Regions from separate parts of the Homo sapiens genome. Here region 2 is linked to region 1. A link is a contact called in ENCODE Hi-C data. All regions are on one chromosome and are shown on one strand. Each heading gives the region's core, a stretch centred on a gene start or an enhancer-like site at or near the end of the contact. The rest is flanking DNA. Distances are from core to core; before and after follow the strand shown.

What was found. A loop is a pair of places that touch in the nucleus more often than their neighbours do. Pooled maps may share reads with other maps.
Region 2: a loop to region 1 is called in a map with no recorded cell type, with 8 times the contacts of the local background. The contact joins the enhancer-like site here to the promoter of LINC02703 in region 1. A Hi-C loop is called at or near these places in 4 of 37 single-sample maps with no recorded cell type and 4 of 50 pooled maps.

The regions. Positions count from the first base shown.
Region 1 is chr11:115,917,047-115,923,935 of GRCh38, forward strand. It overlaps LINC02703 (long intergenic non-protein coding RNA 2703), which reads left to right and starts at 2,590. Exons shown (of 7, transcript NR_187258.1): 1 at 2,590-3,265; 2 at 6,582-6,806. RefSeq lists an enhancer at 2,286-2,435.
Region 2 is chr11:118,007,443-118,014,383 of GRCh38, forward strand. SMIM35 (small integral membrane protein 35) reads right to left here. Exons shown (of 5, transcript NM_001394165.1): 4 at 6,306-6,438. The coding sequence ends at 6,339. Among named protein-coding and RNA genes, the nearest start is that of IL10RA, 25 kb to the left of the region's middle. RefSeq lists a silencer at 2,474-2,523 and enhancers at 3,048-3,147, 3,293-3,793. Within about 2 kb of position 3,654, at least 21 of the 41 ENCODE cell types and tissues checked have a DNase peak (open chromatin) inside an H3K27ac peak, as active enhancers do.

The DNA of each region.
Region 1 (6,889 bases), core at 1,340-3,839:
ATCAATTTCTAGCCCCATAGTACTCTGGTTCTATTGATGAACTGATCTTTGCTGCACAAGAGTCTCACGGATGCTCTGACTCTCTCATTTCTCTCTCTCTCTCTCTCTCTCTCTCTCTGTCACTCTCTCTGTCTCTCCCATCCTCCCTTCCTTTCTGTTTTCGTTTTATCCTCAGATATTTACTGAATACATGCCATGTTCCAAACATTCAGAAAGGAGTTGTAATCGATAAAGAAGACACCTGTCTACAAGAAGCTTACAGTCTACTGGCCAGAGATGAGATGTGTCCACAGATAACCATGCTGCAAGTTAAGTAAAGAAGAATCTGTAAGAGTGCTATGCCACTGTGACCTGTTCTTTGAAAAAGCTTGAAATGAAATCACAAAGCAACTTTCTTGATTTCCCACTATTTACATTTACTTAAGGAGGAAAGTTCTACTAACCCCAAATATGTACATGGAAAGATCCATGACCTTTAGGAATATTTTGGGGGAAATAAAATGTTCAATGATACCTGAAATCATATCTAGATTGAACTCATATTTAGAATGCCTGATCCCATGTAATGGTCAAAGCTTCCAACTTCATACAAAGTTATAGCTGGTTTCTCTCTCCCCAGCCAGTGCCTGCAACAGGGCAGGGGTTGAATGGTCAGCTTGTATCGGCAGAGGTCCCATTGTTCCTGCATGCGGCCCAGTGGGCAGGGCCTAACTTTGTACCATCCCAGCTCTCTTGCTTGCAAAGCCCATATGAAAACCCTAGGAAACACTTAGGCATCTTTGCCTGAGCAGATACTGGGAGAGCAACTCACCCATGTGCCACCTCCTCTGCTTTCCTCCCTTCTGTCACCCAGATTTTACAGGTGAAGGTCACATGTCAGGCACTCATTCTCCCACACTACAGGGGACATACACTCTGCTGTCTGAGTGGTCCCATTGAAGACCCCCTAGCAGACTGGAGATAAGGTACAGTTACACCTGCCTCTCCCCTTAGGGAGGTGGAACTCACAGCTCACCTGTCTCTAAAGAAGCCCTCTTCACAAATACCTTCCTGTCAACCTCCCACACACTTATTTTTTTAATACCCTTGACAAGAGTGAGGGTTTTGAGCTGTGAAACCAGTTTCTGGATATTTCCTTTGAAATTTCCATCCCAGTCTGGCTCCTTGCTGGAGCAGCCAATATTCTGCCATTTCAGGTGCTGAGCCCTGGCCTGGGAGGTGCCAGCAGGGAGAGGCCAATTCCAGCAGAGGAGAGTCCAGGCATGTGGGGATATGGTGGTGTTCTCCATGGAGGGAGAAACAGGGCATTAATAAAACAGTGCCAGGAATAACCCTGTGATTGATGGGTAAAGGTCATGGACTCTGGGATACTGGCAGGCACTGATGGGAACCTGTTAGGGCTGGACCGGGACCATCTCTGGCTTCCTGCTTCCCTCAGGTACCAGGATGCTCTGCTATGGTCTCTGGCAAAACTGAGCACTGGGGCTGGGCACATAATTTTGCCTGGGACAACTGCTGTAGGGGCTTCAGAATGCCTGGTTTTCTAAATTTTATTGGTGTCAGGAGAGAGCTTTGATAAGCTTTAATGTGCTATTAATTATTTGGGCTGTTAAAAAAGGGAGTGCATGAGAGGCTTGGAGTTGAATGATCTCATTTCTGAGGTTCTGAGGAGGTACACACATACACCCCAGTGGAAGCCAACTCAGGATCCAGCTGCTCACGGAGTTCCTCCCTCTGCTCAGACACCAAGAGTGCTGCTGCCTGAGACTGAGCAGAGTAGGGAACTGGGGAGGATCTCCACTGCTTTAAACTTAAATGTAACTTGGGCAATTTGGACTTTCTTTGGGCTTTAATTCGCAAGGGCTAAATACTTTGATTTTGGACTTTAATCTCTTTGGGATTTTAATCTCTAAATTTTTCCCTAGGAATTTGATAATGGGAAGGGTTTATATCCAAATTTGGGACATCTTATTTTCCCATTTATTATTGAAGAAATCTTTATGCATTTTTTATTAGCTCTTTATGCATTTTATTATTGAAGTATCTTCACTCTGCTATTAAACCTCATTACAGAACCTCTGATGAGGTTAGTGGTCCATGTGGCTGGACATCAATTTGGATTGGAAATAGAACAGGCTCTGAACTTGCAGTCTTAGACACAACATAGCCTTGGACTGGATTTTATTAACACACTGTTCTGGCTCATCTCAGAGGCTTATGGAAGTGAAATCAACAGTGTCTTAGGATGGTCCCAGGAAGGCACAGGAAGGAACAGAAGTTGATGCTGGGGGAGCGACCTCCTGCTCAGATAGTTAGCTCATCCCCTCCTGGAGCCAGATGACCACATACCTGGTTGTCCAGGGGTTAAACATTAAGCCCAGCTGGTTAAGATAACAAAAATCTGGGGAATTTTTATCCCCTTCCTTCTCTAGTTTTCATATAGAGGGACTTCCCTGACCCCACACACTTGGCCCCTCTCTACTCCCTTTTTGACCCAGCTAGGAGTGATTTGTCACTTGAGTTTATGTATGACTCACTCTCTTCCCCTCCCTCTCCCTCTCTTTTGGTATATGCCTGCCCTGGGAGAACACACAAGCTCTGCTGTCAGCCATGTGGTAAGATTCGTGGGGCTGGCTCTGCCCCGACTGGGGAAGCCTGAAGTTTTGGGGGATCAGATCAGCTCAGGGGTAGAGTAGCAGGTCATTCTGGTCTGACACAAGCCACCCCCTCTAATTTAACATTATCAGGAATAAAGGTGCTATTTCGATCTTCATTTCTCTGGCTCTTGGTCTGTCAATGGAGTGGTTCTGTAGTCGGAGAGGGTGAAAGTGGAGTTACAAATTTGCCCCCCTCAAACCTGAGAAGCAACTCTTTGGACCAATAGCAAAGTGATTTCTCAGCTGTGAACTAACAGTTTGCTTTTGGAATGAATCATGTGCTTTCAATTTTCCACTTCAAAAACACACACTTCAGCAGAAGTCACTTTACAGCAAATGAAAGAAGAAATTTCCCCAGGGGAGAAAGGTGTTTGTTACTTAGAGGAGGGTAGAAGGGATGACTTAGGAGCATCTATTTTTCCCAACTGTGAAGTCACCAGGAGGTCTTTTTGATATTATTGCCCTTCTAGCCAATAAGGCAGTGGTTTGCAAAATGCTAGCAATTAAGCAGTGCTCTAATTGGCTGAATTGTATCTCTCTGTCCAGAGTTCTGGGAGAGAACATAGGCAGGGTTAGGCATGGGAGAATGTGTCTGACTCACAACGAAGGTAGGAAGGGCTGGGTGGGTTTTATTGTGGGATAACTTTCCCAGAGCCTCCTCTATTTAGCTCTCCACATGGAAGCAGGGCTGTCAAAATGGCAAGTTCTACAGAGTGCCCCATTGCAACTGCTCCTCATTAAACTCCCTTCAGAGTCAAGAATGTGTTCACTCTCCTCTTCCTCTTTATATACTCACCACCGCCATCGCCAGCACCTTCACCTTCATCATTGTCTCTCTCATTTATGGAGCACTGTGCTAAGCCATTTTTATGCATGATCTTCTCCTCACAACAACCCTGTGAGATAGATACCCTTATTTCCCCCCATTTCCAATGGGTAAACTGAGGCTGCAGGAAATTGAGCCAATAAATGGTAGAGCCAGAATTCCAGTTCAGACCAAATGTGACTCCAGTACACTATGCAATGTAGATGCCTATCCAATGTCTTCTTGGATGCTTCCAATGACGAGGTGCTCAGTAACTCCTGAGCTTCCCGTTGCACTGTTGGACAGATTGCAAGCTTTCCTCCCCAGGTCTCTGACATTCTGCCTGTCGTTACACAGAATGCATCCTGTCACACCATGGCAGCATGTTTGATTGAGGCAGGGCCCTAGTTAATGCTTTGCAGTCAAGCAGGGATACTGGGCTGGTGTAATGTAAAATGCTGACCTGGGGAAATGGCATTTCACTGAACTCACTGAGGCTTGAAATGGGTGTGCTGTGAACTGTACGGCCTTGCCCTCCTGAAGAGAGGGCCCCGAGGGATAGCTGGAAGGCCTGGCAGAGTGCCTCTCCTCCCTCTCAGCATGCCATGGCCTTCTAGGGGGCTTCCAGTTCCATGCTGAGGCTATACTTCCCTCTCAGGGAGAGCTGGTTGCTCCCGCATGCTGTTTGTAGTGTTTTACATCTACCTCTGCAAACCTGCTGGGCGTTCTGGCTGGATGATGCTGTTCACATTCCGAATGCTTGTGTTTACCCACCTCCTCACTGAACAAATTTACAAAGTCAACATTTTGGGACATCTCAGAGATTTAAAAAAAAAATGGCAACACAAAACTAACACAACTATGTTGTCCTCTCCCACCCCCTTGTTTCTAACACATCATAGAGTGGAATTAACAAGATTCTAGTCCTTGGCACTGGATCAATTCTGGATGCCATCTCCACCCAGTCTCCATCCCGTCTTTCCCCTAACTCTTACTGTTCTGATAAGTGATGGTAAACAGAAAACAGGCCATTGTGTCAACTATACCTGGCTTCCAATCCCAACTCAGTCTCTCACTAGCTCTGTGATGATGAGTAAGTTACATAATCTCTGCGAGCTTTAGTTTTCTCATGGGAAACTGATACACGCTTTGCATTGTTGTGCTGAGCTTTAGGCAAGGTATCCAGGATGTGCATGGTTTTGGTTGCTGGTTGGTCATTCCAGGATTTCATCCTTTCGACCTTGACCAGTTCAGTGATTAATGGTTTTCATCAGTTAAATCTGGATGATGGAGTAATTGAGTCAGGAGTGGGACAGGGCAGCTGGACCCAGAGCAGACACTGAGCACCCCTGGGCAAGCCCCCAATCTTTCTGTGTTTTTGTGCCTCCATCTGTTGTGCCCTGATCTGAAATCATTTTGTCTCTTACTGGAAGGATGTGAGGCTGAGATGGAAAGAAGAAGGAGAGGTGCTCAAAAGTCTGCTGAAGAAAGATGAATAGCCCCTTGTAAGCCCCACTTACTGCTGCCCACCCTTGATTGTCTGTGGCCGTAGAGGAGAGAGAGCGTAATTCTATAAGAGAGGAGCACCCAAAACTGCTGCTTGATAACCCTGGGTGTCTCCTAGACAAAAGCCCTACTCCTTGGGGTATTGTTCATGTTCTTCATGTTCTGGTCCCAGGAGACTTCTGCAGAGGCATCTCTCTGCTCCCTTCTCTCTCCCCAGGGACTACCCACTCTGCCTTGAATATACTGTGCCCATTTGCTCCTTTGATTTTTTATTCTTGGAATGTCCTCCCTTCAACCTCCTTTGCCCCTATACTGCCCCACCAGGTGAACTCAAATTCATCCTCATGGTTTCCTCTAAAGTGTCCTCTGATCTCTATGTGGCTTTTTTTTTTTAACTCCTCCTGACTTCCTCTCCATTTTTATGCCTCTTCTCCCTGTACATGCAGCGATAGCCTCTACTACAGCACCTCATAGTGTGCTGCAATGTCTGTTTACATGGCAGCATCCCCTGTCAGATTTAGGGCAGGGACTGTGCTTATTCTTCCCCATGTCCCCAGTGCCCAGTAAAGTGCCAGGCAAATAATAGACAATTAATAAATACTTGTTGTTGAATTGCATTCAGAGCTGTGTGTGCCCCAGCTCTCTTCTTCCACCTCTCCCTTCCCACAGCACACTCATGGTCTCTCCCTCTTGCCCTGCCCTCTCCTCATTTCTCCCCTCCCTTGTCCCATCGCTGTCCTTGCTATCTCCTAATTGAATTTTTCTGGACAGTAACAAGGCCAGAGATATCTTGCAAAGTGAATACACCACCCACAAATAATCAAGTTGCCACCATTCTCTTAGGCGAGCACCATTTTGGGGATACTATTTATCTCCCCTTCTTCCCATATGTCCAACCCCAGGGTGGGTCATAAAGGGGACAAAACCAGCTCCTCTAATTTGGTGGAGTCCAGCGTGGAGCCAAGCAGCACACGTCCCTCCTCCTGCTCCTCTTACCTCCGCAGGCAGCTCTGGGCAAACAAGTCAGTCTTCATTAAGACAAGGCACACCTGTTACCTGCGTGAACTCTGCCCTTCTCCCCGGTGGCAATTAGCCGGGCTCTGGCTGGTGGAAAAGCATTGGCTTCCCCTGCTTTCTCTGTGAGCTTTTCTTAGTGAACCAGCTATCAGAATCTCCTGCCCAGGGGTCCTGCTGTCCGTTATTATATCACCGCCCCTGCCATCCTGCCTTTACAGCAGCCCTTGGAGAGGAATCTTAATGTGTGCTGAAGACAGCAGCAGGAGTAGGAGGGGGCAAGGAGAGACAAGAACTCGGGTTTCTGGGCAGGTGAAGGGGGCCTGCACTGTATTGTCTTAAACTTCAGAGAGACAGTTTCAGGAACCTTGTATTTATTTATTCCTTATTTCCAGCAAAGGTGAGAATGCAGTGAGGGCCGGTCCAGCATGGATAAAATAGAGCTGCCTGCACGGTGGGGATTGGGGCGGGGGTGGGGAGAAGAAAAAGTGCCACTTTGAACAGAGTAAGGAGGGAATGGGCTTTGTGGGGTCATTTAGTCCATCCCCCTGCCTCCCTAGCCCTCTGAACTATAAAAGCCTTCCCTTTCTCTCAATTAGGAATGAAGCATGCCGGGCCTCATCTCGGACCTGCACACTGCCCCTCATTATGTTCATGATCGGGTGAGGATTCTTGTCTCATGTCTTTCCAAGTCCTTGCAAGGCAGTGTCTCTCTGCTTACAGCATTCTATTCCAGCAGGAAATGGATAAAGAGTGGCCAGAAGGTGAAAAAGAAGAGATGGCCCCCTGAAAGGGACATCCACATTTATTTGAGCACCTACCAGGTACCAGACATTATGCTTGACCATTTTTATCCACAATTTTAGTTAATACTCATGATAACCCAGGAAATATTAATAGATCAATT
Region 2 (6,941 bases), core at 2,404-4,903, 2.1 Mb after region 1:
TGGAGTGCAGTGGTGCAATCTTGGCTCACTGCAACCTCTGCCTCCTGGGTTCAAGAGATTCCCCTGCCTCAGCCTCCCAAATAGTGGGGGCTACAGTCAGGCACCACCATGCCCAGCTAACTTTTGTATTTTTAGTAGAGACAGGGTTTCACCATGTTGGCCAGGATGGTCTCAAACTCTTGACCTTGTGATCCACCCGCCTTGGCCTCCCAAAGTGCTGGGATTATAGGTGTGAGCCACTGTGCCCGGCCGAAGATGTGACTTCTTATACTGCTCACCATCATCCCCCCAGTGGTTCTCTGCTTATCATGAGAAACCGCATCCTCCTGATTAGGGAGGAGTAGACCAACCCAATAGCTCTGCAGATAAAAACTCACTTCCAGCACTGCCCAACCTGTTTTTTCTTGATTTGTTTTTCAACTTCTTGCTTTCTTTTTTTTTTTTTCTTTTGACAGTCTTGCTCTGTCTCCAGGCTGGAGTCCAGTGGCACAATCTCAGCTCTCTGCAACATCTGCCTCCCAGATTCAAGCAATTCCCTTGCCTCAGCCTCCCTAGTAGCTAGGATTATAGGCACGAGCCACCACGCTCGGCTAATTTTTGTAGTTTTAGCAGAGATGGGTTTTCACTATGTTGGCCAGGCTGATCTTGAACTCCTGACCTCAAGTGATCCACCCGCCTTGGCTTCCCAAAGTGCTAGGATTACAGGCGTGAGCCACCGTGCCCGGCCACACCTGTTGTTTTGCTGGCCTGCTGCTACTCTGGGCAGGCAGAACATTTTCACTTCTGGTCTCCAAGTGTGAGAATTCACCAGGCCACTGGCTTCCTGTTTTGTACCAGATCTGTTTAAATATCACGGCTTCTAGATGGTTTTAGATCACTAAGCAGTTTTTAGAAATATAATAATGATCCTCCCATCTGCTCCCACTTTGAGTTTCTCAGACCCCTGGAGCAGAGAGTGGAGCACCAGAGACTCTGGCCTCCTGGCTCCTGGCACCAGGCCCCCTCCAATGCCACTGGCATGGGACAAGACCATTAAGATTTGAAGAAGAACCTAGAGGAGAGAAAAGCTCCCTCTTCACCTGCCAGCCTTGTCACGGTTTTGATCATTCCTTAGGTTATCCTTTAAGATAGAAAAATCGTCATCTGTGTGCTCTCTCTCAGAAATGTAACTGATCATGAGCACAAGGTTGAATGTAGTCAAGGATGGGGAGAGATCAAAAGTTTTGGTTTTCAGAGCACCTAGGATTGCACCAGGGATGAAGCAATGCCCAAGATGTTCTGAAGAGAGATTTCAACACAATTTCCTGAGAAGTTCCTGGCTATGGCCAGAGCCATGCAAAGTACCGTGGAGAACTCAGAAGAGGTTTAAAACCTGATTCTGCCTGCAAGAAATGCCCATCAAATAGGAGAAAGCAAGGTTAATTTCAGGGAGACTGGATGCCCCCATGGTGCCTAGCATAGTTCCTGGCATGTTATGGAAGCAGCGTGAATAAATGAATGCAAAGAAATAATCAATAATAAAGTTATGGGGGCCTGAGACTATCTGTATTTAAAATCAGCAGAGCACAAGATCCATGGGTCTTACAGAAGTCTCCCTGGAGAAGGGAAATTTGAGCTGGCATGAAGAATGGGCAGAATTTGGTGATTTGGAGGTCAAGGAAGTTCTAAAAAAACAAAAGGAAGAAAGAGGAGTGGGTCAGTGGGAAGCTCAGAGCTGAGGATGGGGCCTGGGGAGGACTGGGCTCCTGAGCGCCCTTCTCACCACACAAGGAGACCCCAAAAAGAGATTAGAGACCATCTGGAGGGAGGAGTATGTTCTTGGGGGCCAAGGATGTTAGGATAGCTGCCAGTTTGGACTGAGGCTAGAAGTGGGTGACAAAGGACTATAAAGAAAATAGATTCTTGCTTGGCCTTGAACAAATCACTTCACGGCACTCTGGGCCTCTGTTCCCTCACCTGTGAGGCTGTGAGGATGAAGACGCGCATCATAAGCCTCTGCCCTGCACTGATATGTGCTCAGCAAATGTTAGCGTTTCACCCTACAGGTAAAGTTGGTTGGGAATGGGCCAGACTTGGAACCTGGTCAGACACACGCAGAGTCAAGGAAAGGCTAAGTAATGCTTAGAATCCTAGACCACTAGGGAACTGCAGCCATCACCTTTCAACTGCCATCTCCTAAATTAGAAAGATATATTGACACTTTGTACTTGCATCTTTTAATTGTTTACTGAGCACCTACTATGGACCAGGCTATACGCTAAGAACTGAGAATGCAGACGCTTTAAAAAAAAAAAAAAAAAAAGTAGATGAGGTCTTTGCTCTCCTACAGGTAAGAACCAGGAGAAGCCTTGGAAAAATAGTCCAATCTTTTGATTCCAGATGCTGAAATAGATGTCCAAAGAGGTGGAGTAAGTAGCCCATGACCACACAGCACATCAGGGCAGGGTCAGAACCAGACCTTATACTACATTCAGTTCTCATCCTTACGCCCTGATGTCAGCTACATCCGTGAGGGTGCAGACTCTGCTCAGCTCTGGTGCAGCCAGTAGCCAGTTGTGGAACTTGGGTAAAGCATGCTGCTTTTCTGACCCAAGTGCCCCCATATGTAAAACGGGACCAAGAATAATCCCTGTGTCTCAAGCTTGACATAAGGCTCAAAATGCAGTACCATGCAAGAAAAGGCTTTGTGTTCTGTGGACTGTGAACTGTGCAAACAGTCTCTGCTCCTCCTTTTGATCACTAAGCAGTTTTTAAAAAGATAATAATGATCCTCCCATCTGCTCCTACTTTGAGTTTCTCAGACTCCTGAAGCAGAGAGAGGGGCACCAGAGACACTGCCCTCCTGGCTCCTGGCACCTGGCCCCCTCCAATGCCACTGGCATGGGACGAGATCATTAAGACTTCAAGGAGAACTTAGAGGAGAGAAAAGCTCCCTCTTCGCCTCCCAGCCTCATCATGATTTTGATCAATTTTCTAGGACAAAGCAGCCTTCTGTGGCTACATTGGGTGTCTCTTCTCTACTCGGCAAGTAGTCACTGACCTCCTCCAGCACGCTCCAGTTTTAGGAGTTACTAAAGACCTATGGAACATAACTTTGTTGGCAGAGGGTTCAGCCTGGTTGAGGAACAGCACAAATGGAGGAAATGTGGCCACCTGCAATTCAGATCAAAATGGTTGGTGTCAAGTCTCAAGCCCTGAGCGAAGTCACAGCAAAGACGGACTTGGGCCATCTCACAGAGACTAGATATGGCCAGGAGGGGAGGGGCTGCAGGGACAAGAGGCCACCCAGGCTGGAGAATAGCCCCAGAGAAGGCACCAAAGCGTGGCAGGGGAACCCGGACCAGCCAGCCCTTGGACCCCCAGCCCCCGTGACTGCCTCTGGGCTCTTAGGGCCAGTGGAAAGAAGAACCGTAAAAAGGTAGCGGGAAGGTGTTGGGAGAGGCTCTGGCACTGCTATGATCTGGGTCCCAGCCAGTGCCTGGCTCAGCCAAACCTGTGGCTGGGTTTCCAGGCATCTGCTCCCGAATCGTTTCTAAACAAGCTGGAATCTGCCCTTTAGAGCCCTCAACAGAAACACGCAAAGTCCAGGGGTAAGGCCCAGGCCCCAAGGGTGAAGAAAGCTGTGCTCGCCAGTAGCCTGCGGAAGTAAGGAAAAGAGGGGGAGGCTGAGGGGACAGAGGGTGCGTCAGAGGGCCCTAAAAGAGGAAGTCGCCCAGTATCAGTTCTGCTCCCGAGGATGGGAAATACCCTCCGTGCTCCCAGCCCCGGGCAGCTGTCCCCGTCTCCTCACCTGAAGCCACAGACCTGGGGCCAGGGCCACCTGGGTCCTGGGTCCCATCCTCCCTTTCAAGATTCCCCAAGGCTACTGAGTTCTGAGCACTTCCGGGGGCCTAGGGTGGCCGGGCATGGACTGCAGACCCAGGATCCCTGCTAGGCAGGGTGCGGGTACAGAGTTTTATTGGGGCCGGGCCAGGTGCAGCAGCTGACACCTATAATCCCAGCACTTTGGGAGGCCGAGGCGGGTGGCTCACTTGAGGTTAGGAGTTCGGGACCAGCCTGGCCAACATAGTGAAACCCCATCTGTACTAAAAATATAAAAGTTAGTCGGGCATGATGGCGCACACCTGTAACCCCAGCTACTTGGGAGGCTGAGGCAGGAGGATCCTTTGAACCTGGGAGACGGAGGTTGCAGTGAGCCAAGATCCCGCCACTGCACTCCAGCCTGGGCAACAGGGCAAGACTCCATCTCAAAAAAAGAAAGAAAGAAAGTTTTACTGGGGCCCAAACCTCAGGGGTTAGGAAAGAGGCCCCAGTCCTCAGAATTGAAATCCAAGGAAGGAAGCCGAAGACAACTCATCTCCCCTCCCTGCTATTCCAAGAGGCCTTCAAGGAAGGGAGGGGTCTCAGAACCACTAAGGGGCCTTCCTCACTCCCACTTACTCAGGGGCAGAAGACTCAGTTGAAGACCTCCAAATCCAGAGACTTGGTAATTAAGTCAAAGCCTGGCTATGCTGGGAGAATGGCCTCCAGACCCTGGCAGAAAATGGGGTAAGGGCTGGTGAGGCTCCCCACCTTCCTTCCTCTACAATCTGCTAGAACCCAAAACGAGAAATGAGGCTTTGGGAAAGGGAGCACAGGAAGAGAAATCACACAGCTTCCCTCCTCCTCCCACTTGCTCTATTGGGCTCCTGCATCTGTTGCTGGGCTGCTAGCAGAGAGGCTGGCAGCTGGCTGTTCTAACTGCAGGTTTCAGCAGTGACAGGCTCCCTTCTCTTGCCCTACTCCATCCACAGGAGCCCCGAGGACTCTGCCTCTCTGGTTTGAACAAGTCTGCACTAAGCACCTTCTAAGCTGACGTCCTGTGCACACTCTGCCTCCAGTCCAGCAGGGCACAGACCGGAGAAAGGAGTGATGACTCACGAGGGGAACTGCCCTGCTGTCTACCAAACTACAGTGGATTCCTGGTTTCCCTGGTGCATTATCTGGTTTGTTCAGCCTCGCCTGGGTTCCTCTTCACACTCCCACCATTTCTGGCCCACTTTTGCCACAGGACAGGCTTTGCACAAGAAATGCAGAACACTGTAATGTAGAACTCACCCACTCCCCCGTGCCCAGCCCATTGCAGGAGCCTAGGCGACAAGAACATGTTTCTAGACTGTTCTCAGCACTGCACATCAAAATTGGGAGTTGGCCATGTTTGGGAGGCACTGAGGCCTTGAGCAGTAAGAGAACAGGCCCAGATTGGGGATGGGGCAGGGGGAGGGTTGAAAGTGCTGGAATCAAGTACAGAGGGGGCAGGGCAGAGTCGAGGCCCAGCTCAGTCTTCAGGGAAGTTGGCCTCAGGTGGGAATGTTAAAACCATGTCTGGAATCACCTCTGTATAACTTTGCTTATTGAAGCTATGAGTGGCTTTCTGGCCCCTGGTCAACCCTACAAGGGCAGGTAACTGGAGATACTACATAAAGAAGCTCCCTGCTGGTGTCTGGAGGCCTTGCCCACACTGGACTGCACTGGGCAGGGCTGGTTCTCCAGGACATCTGTGACCCCTCCTACAGGCTCAGGGGCTTCCTGGGATCTAGATTCCTCCTGAGGAATGGTGGCCTCTTTTAGTTCTGAGAGAAAGCCGCTGCTGCCCAGCCAGACTCCATTCCCAGAGGCCTGACTCCCCAGGACTCCCATACCATAGGCTGGTGGCGTATCCAGAGGAGACCCCCTCATTCTCCACAATGAGGGGCCAGGCCAGGCCTTGAAGATCCGAGGGGATGAGGGCAGTCCAGGGGAGCCTGGGAGGGGCAAGAACTGCCCAAGAGAGAAATGGTTTGAATGGGAAAAAGCAACTGAGATGTGGGGAAGGGATGGGCTTAAAGGCAGGCAAGGGAACGTGTGGCCAGAGTTGGCGGGCCATGAAGCAGGGGAGGCTCCTGGGCTCAGAAAGCTCAGAACTGAAGTGCTAGAGTGATGCTTCTTGGAGATATTGGCCATCTGGAAATTTTATCTCAGAGCAAGAGTTAAGATAAAAAGCTGTGCTCTAGAAGCTTCCACCTTGAATGCAAACAGAACCTTCCCAGGAAGGAAAGGCCGGGCATGGATTGGGTGGACAGGAGGAAACAGGGCAGGCCCAGTGCCAGAAGCGGGTGGGGGAAAACATGACCCAAGCCTGAGATCGGCACCAGAAGACAGGGGATGAACCAAATAATCTCTTTGGGTTCCAAGTGGTCCTTGGTGCGAGGCTTGGGTGACTGGACCCTCTTAGGACCTTACTTGGACATCAGGCTCACTCGGCAGCTCTCCCAACTCCAACTCACCTCCCCAGGGCTTCACAAGTTGCTGTCTCTGCATCAGACTAGCCCGTTGGAGAACTTCATGTAGCCACCATCTGTGCTGCTGATGTGACCACTGATGGTGAAGGGTGGACCCATCTCCAGATCCTTCAGGTTCCTGAAAAAGATGATCCAATCAGGCTACTGGAGCTGATAACCTAGCCTCTCCCTGGGTCCCCATCTCCCTTGACTCCAGGGCACCAACTCACTGACTTGTCTTCCAGAAAAGGAAGTGGGCCACTTACCATAATCATCTCTCAGGGCCAAAGGAGGTACAGCCCTGCCTGTGGCAAGTAGATGAGATGACCAACGCCAAGAGGACTTCCAGCTCGCACTCCCTGAATCCCTGATTTTCTGATATGCTCTTCTTTCTGATACCATCTTGTGCCTGAGATTACATTATTTGTAATCAGACCTGTCTCCAGCAGAGACATGAAATGCTTGAAGACAGAGACTATGCCCAGTCATCTTTGTACTCTTTGAAACTAATACGGCAGTAGTGGTGGTTATGATAGCATCTTTCTGAATAAATGATAAGGAAGGAAAGAAGGAAGGAAGGAAGGGAAGGGAAGGAAAGGAAAGGAAGGAAGAAAGGAAGGCAGCTCTGTCTGCTTGGGGGAG